Regions from separate parts of the Homo sapiens genome. Here region 2 is linked to region 1. The links are chromatin loops, found by intact Hi-C in ENCODE. Cell type or tissue: psoas muscle. All regions are shown on one strand. Links, peaks and the distances in the headings refer to the core of each region. The heading gives the core; the rest is flanking DNA.

Evidence for each region. A loop is a pair of places that touch in the nucleus more often than their neighbours do. Peaks named below come from ENCODE experiments on the same cell type or tissue, not always from the same donor. Only the 100,000 strongest peaks of a DNase experiment are listed, where the experiment ranks them.
Region 2: it touches region 1 in a loop (7-fold over the local background); 1 of 110 quality-filtered maps calls a loop at or near these places.

Annotation. Positions count from the first base shown.
Region 1 is chr22:19,155,692-19,160,073 of GRCh38, reverse strand. No RefSeq gene overlaps it. Among named protein-coding and RNA genes, the nearest start is that of GSC2, 7.6 kb to the right of the region's middle. In psoas muscle, for the core only: no CTCF peak of the experiment used is centred there; no DNase peak of the experiment used is centred there; H3K27me3 peaks cover 455 bases.
Region 2 is chr22:19,885,023-19,889,404 of GRCh38, reverse strand. All of the region lies in intron 11 of TXNRD2 (thioredoxin reductase 2), which reads left to right. It also overlaps the pseudogene RPL8P5. Among named protein-coding and RNA genes, the nearest start is that of RTL10, 32 kb to the right of the region's middle. In psoas muscle, for the core only: no CTCF peak of the experiment used is centred there; DNase peaks (open chromatin) are centred at 784 and 2,414.

The DNA.
Region 1 (4,382 bases), core at 281-4,280:
TACAGCGAGGCATGTCTGACCTTCTGTCCTGTCATGGCTGTTAACTCAGTTTTTAAGGTTTCTCTGGGGTCCTTTGGTCAAGGGGGATCTTTTCAGTTGGTGGGAGTGCTTAGGATTTTACTTTCAGTTCTCAAAAGTGAGACCTGTTTTGCAATAAAGGCTACATGAAAGTTCCTGAACTGCCCCTACCAAGATAAAAAAAACAGTGCTGGCCGGGCGCGGTGGCTCATGCCTGTAATCCTAGCACTTTGGGAGGCTGAGGCGGGCAGATCACGAGGTCAGGAGATCGAGACCATCCTGGCTAACATGGTGAAACCTCGTCTCTATTAAAAATACAAAAAAATCAGCTGGGTGTGGTGGCGGGCGCCTGTAGTCCCAGCTACTCAGGAGGCTGAGGCAGGAGAATGGCGTGAACCCAGGAGGCGGAGCTTGCAGTGAGCCGAGATTGCGCCACTGCACTCCAGCCTGGGCGACAGAGCAAGACTCCGTCTCAAAAGAAAAAAATACAGTGCTGCGTCCCAGGAAGGATAGCAGAGCTTAGAGGTCTCAGTTGAAAATTGAAAGGATGGCCGGGAGTGGCTGGTCATGCCTTGTAATCCCAGCACTTTGGGAGGCTGAGGCAGGGGGCTCGCTTGAGCCTAGTAGTTTGAGACCAGCCTAGGCAACATAGTGAGACCCTGTCTCTATAAAAAAACACAAAATTTAGCCCGGCACGATGGTGCATGCCTGCAGTGCCAGCTACCCAGGAGGCTGAGGCAAGAGAATCACCAGGGCCCAGGATGGTGAGGTTGCAGTGAGTGTTGATCACACCACTGCACTCCAGCCTGAGTGACAGATCAAGACCCTGTCTCAAAAAATAAATAAATAAAGATTGAAAGGAGGTTGCAATGTGGTCTTTAGCAAATCCCAGTTTAATACATTATCTGGCTCCTGCAAAAACCAGTGGATCATGTTGTTTAATCCCAAAACTAGAAGGACACGCTGGGCGCGGTGGCTCACGCCTATAATCCTAGCACTTTGGGAAGCCGAGGCGGGAAGATCATGAGGTCAGGAGTTCAAGACCAGCCTGACTAACATGGTGAAAACCCATCTCTACTGAAAATACAAAAATTAGCCGGGCTTGATGGCACGCACCTGCAATCCCAGCTACTCGGGATGCTGAGGCAGGAGAACTGCTTGAACCCGGGAGGCGGAGATTGCAAGGTTGCAGTGAGAGGAGATTGCGTCACTACACTCCAGCCTGGGCGACAGAGTGAGACTTTGTCTCAAAAAAAAAAAGAAGGACACTTCCACAACTTGATAAAGGGCACCTATGAAAAATCCTCAGCTACCATCACACTCAATGGTGAAGACCGAATCATTTTCCTCTAAGATCAGGAACAACACAAGGATGTACACTCTCGCCACTTCAATTCAACATTGTATTGAAAGCTCTAAGCTGGGCACAGTGGCTCACGCCTATGATCCTAGCATTTTGGGAGAACGAGGCAGGTGGATCACCTGAGATCACGAGTTCAAGACAAGCTTGGCCAACATAGCGAAACCCCGTCTCTACTAAAAATATACAAAAATTAGCCAGGCGTGGTGGTGCGTGCCTGTAATCCCAGCTACCCAGGAGGCTGAGGCAGGAGAATCACTTGAACCTAGGAGGCAGAGGTTGCAGTAGGCCAAGATCATGCCACTGCACTCCAGCTGGGCAACAGAGTGAGACTCTGTCTCAAAAAAAAAAGAAAAAGAAAAAGAAAAAAGAAAAGAAAGCTCTACAATTAGGTAGGAAAAAGAAATAAAATGCATCAGTATTGGCCGGGCACGGTGGCTCACGCCTGTAAGCCCAGCACTTTGGGAGGCCAAGGAGGGCGGATCACGAGGTCAGGAGATCAAGACCATCTTGGCCAACATGGTGAAACCCCATCTCTACTAAAATACAAAAAAAAAAAAAAAAATTAGCTGGGTGTGGTGGTGCACGCCTACAGTGCCAGCTATTCGGGAGGCTGAGGCAGGGGAATCAAACCCAGGAGGCGGAGATTGCAGTGGGCCAAGATCACACCACTGCACTCCAGCCTGGTAACAGAGTGAGACTCTGTCAAAAAAAAAAAAAAAAAAAAAAAAGAACAAAATATTAGGGAACAAATGTAAACAAAATGAAAACTTAAACTCTGAAAACTACAAAACATTGTTGAAAGAGATCAAAGCACTAAATAAATGGAAGACATCTAATGTTCATGGCTTGGAAGAGTTAAATATTGTTGAGATGGCATTGCTCCGAAAACTAATCTACAGATTCAATATAACTCCTATTAAAATGCCAGCTGAAGCCAGGCATGCTGGTGAGCGTCTGGACTTCCAGCTATTCGGGAGCCTGTGGCTGGAGGATCACTTGAGCCCAGGAGATTGAGACCAGTCTGGGCAATATAGTGAGACCTTGTCTCTAAAAATAAAAAGGCAAAAAACGGGCAGGCGCAATGGCTCACACCTGTAATCTCAGCACTGTGGGTGGCTGAAGTGGAAGGACTGCTTGACCCCAGGAGTTCGAGACCAGCCTGGGCAACATAGCCAGACCTTGTCTCAATTTTTTTTTTGACTCCCTAGTAGCTGGGACACAGGCCTACGCCACCACGCCCAGCTAATTTTTGTATTTTTAGTAGAAACGGGGTTTCACCATGTTGGCTTGGCTGCTCTCGAACTCCTGACCTCAGGTGATCCGCCCATCTCAGCTTCACAAAGTGCTGGGATTACAGGCATGAGCCACTGTGCCAGGCCAGCAAGACCTTGTCTCTACAAATATATATATGTGTGTGTGTGTGTGTGTGTGTATACGTATATATATATTTTTTACAATTAGCCAGGCATGGTGGCATTTGGCTGTATTCCCAGCTACTCAAGAGGCTGAGATGGAAAGATGGCTTGAGCCAAGGAGGTCAAGGCTGCAGTGAGCTATGATCATGCCACTGCACTCCAGCCTGGGCGACAGAGTGAGACCTTGTTTCAAAAAAAAAAAGGTAAAGGCTGGGTGCAGTGGCTCACTCCTATAATCCCAGCACTTTGGGAGGCCGAGGTGGGCGGATCACCTAAGGTCAGACCAGCCTGGCCAACATGGCAAAACCTCATCCCTACTAAAAACACAAAAGTTAGCCGGGCATGGTGGCGGGCACCTGTAGTCCCAGCAACTGGGGAGGCTGAGGCAGGAGTATGGCGTGAACCTGGGAGGCGGAGCTTGCAGTGAGCCGAGATCGCGCCACTGCACTCCAGCCTGGGCGACAGAGCGAGACTCTGTCTCTGGAAAAAAAAAAAAGAAAGAAAAGGAAAAAGTAAAAACTGCCCACAGAATGAGAGAAAATATTTGCAAATCATATATCTGATAAGGGACTAGTATCTTAAATATACAAAGAACTCTCACAAACCGGTAATGAAGAAGAGACAAAAAAAAAAGCAGCCTCTGGGAGCCCAGCGGCCTGGGATGCCAGAGCAACTCCTCCAAGGCGAAGGGCGAGCGCCCAGCTCCTCTCACCACTATGAAAGAACACAACAGGGTGAGGCTTCTTTGCGATTTGGAGGCGGAAAAAACTTGGGAATACTGCCCAAGAAATTTGTGGGTGATATGGAGGATGCCAGCTTTTAGTAGAGCCTAGGGCAGTATGGGATTTGCTGCAGGTCCAGGCTGTGGTACCAGCAGCCCTGAGCCTGACCCTGTGACCTGACAGAGCCATGGCCAACGCTTGGCAGAGAAAGGTTTCATGTGGCGCCTTCAGCAGGCTGCAGTGGAAGGGTGGCAGTGCCCACTCCTAGGGTTCTGGAGCAAGGCCATGCCACATACCATTCACAAAATAGCCGGGCGTGGTGGCAGGTGTCTGTAGTCCCAGCTACTCGGGAAGCTGAGGCAGGAGAATCACTTGAACCTGGGACGCGGAGGTTGCAGTGAGCTGAGATTGCGCCACTGCACTCCAGCCTGGGAGACAGAGCGAGACTCCATCTCAAAAAACAAAACAAAACAAAACAGCTCCTTCCACGTTTCTGGGCCCTGGCAGGAACTGGGCATCTGACGATGGGCTACTGAGTGACCAGAAGGCTCATTAGAGCTGGGTATTGTCAGAGACACCCACTGGGTCTTTTATTTATTTTATTTTATTATTTTATTTTATTTTGAGACACAGTCTCGCTCTGTTACCTAGGCTGGAGTGCACTGGTGTGATCTTGGCTCACTGCAACTTAGCCTCCTGGGTTAAAGCGATTCTCCAGCCTCAGCCTCCCGAGTAGCTCGGATTATAGATGCCTGCCACCACGCCCAGCTAATTTTTGTATTTTTAGTAGAGACGGGGTTTCACCATGTTGGCCAGGCTGGTCTGGTACTCCTGACCTCAGGTAATCCACCCACCTTGTCCTCC
Region 2 (4,382 bases), core at 180-4,179, 730 kb before region 1:
TCCTGACGTCATGATCCGCCCGCCTCAGCCTCCCAAAGTGTTGGGATTACAGGCGTGAGCCACTGCACCCGGTCTAATAATAACTGTTAAAGCAATAATGACCACTCGCCACAGAGCACGCTCCTTCCTGGGGGTCCTCTGGGCCTGAGCTGGGGGCTGCGCCGTACTCCAAGGCTGACTGTGGGGTCTTACACATCATAATGCACATAGGCAGCTTGAGTAGGAAAGGCCCTTATGCTGCCTGAGGGGAAGCTCACCCCCACCCCCCAAGGAGCCGCCCTGGGTATGAGACATCCCTGGAACGGCCTAGGGGTCCCTGGTGGCTGCTGGCAGTCACAGCAAGTGGCCAATCAGGTCCCATTGAGGCCCAGGGGCTCACTCATTTATTCAACTAACATGGCGTCTCGATGGGACCTGAGGCCAGCAGGGCAGGTGCGTCCCCTTCCCCCTGGTGGGCTCATAGCTGCGGGTAGGGGCCCGGGGCTCATTGAGAAGGTGCGATTCCAGAAAAAAAAAAAAAAAGAAGATAAATATTTTAAAATAATAAGCTTCAAGAATCTAAGTCCAGTTCCAAAGGCATACGCTCCTCTGTGCCTGGTCCAAGGTGCCTCACTGGGGCAAGTGGCAGGCCAGGCCCCGTGAGGGTGGCTGGCTCTGGGGGCCACATGCCTCATGAGACAGTCGCCAGGTGGCCCACAGGGCCTGTGTGTGAAGCCGTGCCCGCCTCGCATCGCCCACCGGCCCTGGAGCCTCCCACTCCCACACCCTCGTCCTCAGGCGCAGTGCTTGGCCCTGGCTGCCTCTGTCTGGATCACAGCCACTGGCTCACCCTGCTGTACTCCTGCTGGCACTTACCTCTCACCTGGGGCGCTGCCTCCTTGCTCTTCTCTTGGGAAAATGTGTCCCAGGCGGGCGTGAAATCAGAGGGCATGCCTGTTCTTCCCATCATGGATGAGAGAGGCGCATGATACTGCATGCGGCTGGCCGTCCCCGTGTCCCTGTGTCCATCAGAATAGATGGGAGTGACCCATGGTGACTGTGTGGGTGGTTTTTGGGCTTCAGCCTTCTCTGGTCCCTCCTTGGGGCCAGGCTGGCTGGACAAGCATGGTGGCTGCCCTCCATCTCCTGGGCCATTGACAGCAGCTGGTGGGGCTCTCATTGTGATCAGAGGAGGGCTGCCCTGCACGGCTGTTCCTAGCACTGGCCACACATGGAGATGGGCTGTCCTGCGTCAGGGGTGCTGCACTGCTGGGCCTGGGGCTGGAGGCAGCTCCGGGCTGCAGAGATGCTCAGCCCAGTGCTTCCTGAGTGTCAGTGTTGTGGGCCAGCCACACATATACATAGGAAGTGAGCACGTCCATTTGTACCTGGAATTACTATTTTTTTGGCAGAAGGACAAACTTTGTTGGGCCCATCAGCCCCAATTCTGAACCAAGTCCAGTGGGCAGCAATGAGACCCACTTTGCTACCAGCAGAGACATCTCTGCAGTGGCAGGTTCGCCAACGTGCCAGTGGTTGCCATCTCTGAAGGGACGTTCCTTGGGGCTTGCGGCCATACTCTGCACCATGGTCAGCAGCTCTTCTTTGCCTTATATGTAGTGGGCATGGCCTGCCTTCAGGATGGCTGGTCAGTTCGGCCACCTCTGGCTCCCACATTGACCACAGCTCTGTTGGCTGAGATGATCCTCTTGGAGGGCAGCTTCATGTAAGTCTTCCTGGTTTCCGGGCTAGGGGAGGTGACTGCGGTGTAGTTCTCAAAGGCCCAGGCTAACAAGTTCCAGTCTCAGCCTCTCCTCCAGGCAGCGCTTGATGGTACAGGTGTGGTGCCTGCAGGGAGGACGCTGCCGACGTCCAGCTGGGCCCTCTTGCTACAGTACACAAACAGAAATTGGCCCGTGTGGAGGCCCTTGGTGGTGATGGACAGCTCTGTCTGCTGCTTAAACTGGTGTGGATCCTGGAGACCATCTCAGCAGGGGCATGTCCTTCAAGGTGCCCTTGATGTAGCTGTGCCGCTCAGCTAAGTCCACAGCATGCAGGCCTATGAGCCCTCCTGCTTCATGTGCACAAGGAACACAGAGCTGGTGCCCTTCCTCTGCCCACGAATCCCGTGGCCCACGACTGCTCATGAATACAGCCTGAAGAGCTGTACCTGGAATTTTAATGCCCTTGTCGTTTGCAGAAAATATGCCAGAGTGTCATGTATCCATTACGTAATAAGCTCTTACAAAGAAGGAACATGGTGAAGATGCCTATAAATGGATGAGAAAAGGCAGGAACTGGTAATTTACAAAAGAGGAAATACAGTTCATAAACACGTGGCCAAAAATTACTTCATCTTACTAGTCATCAAAGAAGTGCAAATTAAAGCAGCATGACAGAGAGTGCTGTGCGCCGCCTGCCCCAGGAAGGAACAGAGTCTAAGGACTGCCCTGCGCCCAGAAGCCCCCACTCAGCTGGCCGCCCTTCCTTTGAGGGTCTGCCCCAGGAACTCAACTGACACATGGCAAGCTGGTGCCCCAGGTCTCCATCCTGGTGGTGTCTAGGAAGCAGAGCCTTGAGAGTGCCTGTCCTACCCCAGGAGGGGCCATTCAGCAGCACTTGGCAAATGCTGCACTGGGCACTCCAGAGCCAAGGCTTCGAGGACGGAGCTGCAGGGAGCACAGAGCCGCCCCATGGGGAGGCCTGCAGTGGGCCACAGGCACAGCTGGGAAAGCTCTGAGCACAACATGCAGGGCGAAAGACACCGGTGCAGGCACCCTTCTTTCCCTAAATGGCCTGAATAGTGCACATTTATCCTGGCATAGGAGGGAAATGGTCGGGAGCTGACCAGGCACAACTGCTTTATCCTGGCATAGGAGGGAAATGGTGGGGAGCTGACTGGGCACAGCCACCTGCATCCTGCTGCTCACAGCATTCGGGCCCCAGTGGGTCCCCACCTTGGCACAAGTCGTCCAACCTCCTGCAGGGCTCCAGGCCTGAGCCAGTAGGGCCTAGGACGCCTGATTGGCTGTCCAGCACCAGCAGGGAGATCTGGCCCTTCTCTGGCCACTGCCCAGTCCTTTGCTCAGCAAGACCCATAGTGGGGCTCAGGGCCTGGTGTCCTGCCATCAGGGCTGGCCACGGCTAGGGACGTGGCCCCACCCAAGTGGAGCTGGCCTCTTCCCTGCACCCACTCCCAGCCACGTCCCACCAGCCCAGCTTCTAACCCCACTGTGCCCTCGGCTGCCCTCCTCAGGGCTGAGCCTGCTGCCTGCCACAGGCCACTCACTCTTCTTTTGCTGTTCATTCCCGAAGGGCTGTGGAGTCCCTGCAGGGCCAGGCGTGTCTGTGCCGCGCAGCCCACTCTCCCCTGGCCATCCAGCCTGTCCAGCTGTCATGCCTTTCACATTAGTGGCTCCATTACATTCCCACCGACTTCCCAGAGTGATCCACAGAGCATGTGCGGAAGAGTCCTGGCTTTGGATGGGCCACCTATTTCCATGCCTCTTTTATCTCTTGTGACTACTTTTAAATTTATCTTTATTTCCTTCGGGACCTGGGGACAGGGTTTGGTCAGCACCTGCAAGGTCTGTAGTTGCCATAGTGCCATAGTTACCATGAGGAACATGATGAGTGCTCTTGGCTTCCCAGGACCAGCCAGGCAAGCGTGCAGAGGAGAGTGTGGGTGCAGCGTCAGATGTTCTGTTCCGGCACGGAGCAGGCACCAGGAAGTGCTGGGCCTGGTGGGCTGGACACCAGGTTGGAGAGGGACCAGACGGCTGAGCGTGAGCCCCCGGCCTGCAGGGACCACAGCCCCTCCTTCGTGCCCCAGCCCTGCCCATGGGGCCCAGCTCCTTCCTCTGATGTGGGCTGGCATCCCCTGTGTCTGGGCTGATCCCCGACCGGTGCCAGCCCTCCCGGCACCCAATTCCTGCGGCTGAGCAGAGCACAGAGGCTGGAGCCGGCCTCCCGCAAGCTGGCTTAGCCAAGTTGGTATGTTTTGACTCCTGCCCCGGGACAGCAGCTGGAGACTTAAGGGTTCCCTCTCACGGGAGCTTCAGCTTCCAGATGCTTAGGTGGGCGCCACCCGCATACCGGCCAGCAGCTGGTTTGTCCCAGCCACGATGAGCAGGGGAGCTATGCTTTTGAGGCAAAATTGCCTTCGCCATTGGTGGATCATCCTGAGCCCCTGGGAGCCGAGAGCACCTGGGGTTGGGAGGGAAAAGCTGCTGTGGCCATCCGCTGGCCTGGCAAAATCACACCCATCTGAGTTAGGGGAGAAAGGGACCTCTGCTGGCTGTTCGGCTATGAAGAGGCCCATGCGGTGCCCTCTCTCCGGGCCCCAGGCTGTGTGGAGACTGGCAGGGGGCAGCTGTGCTGACCCCCTGGACTGGCCATCCCCT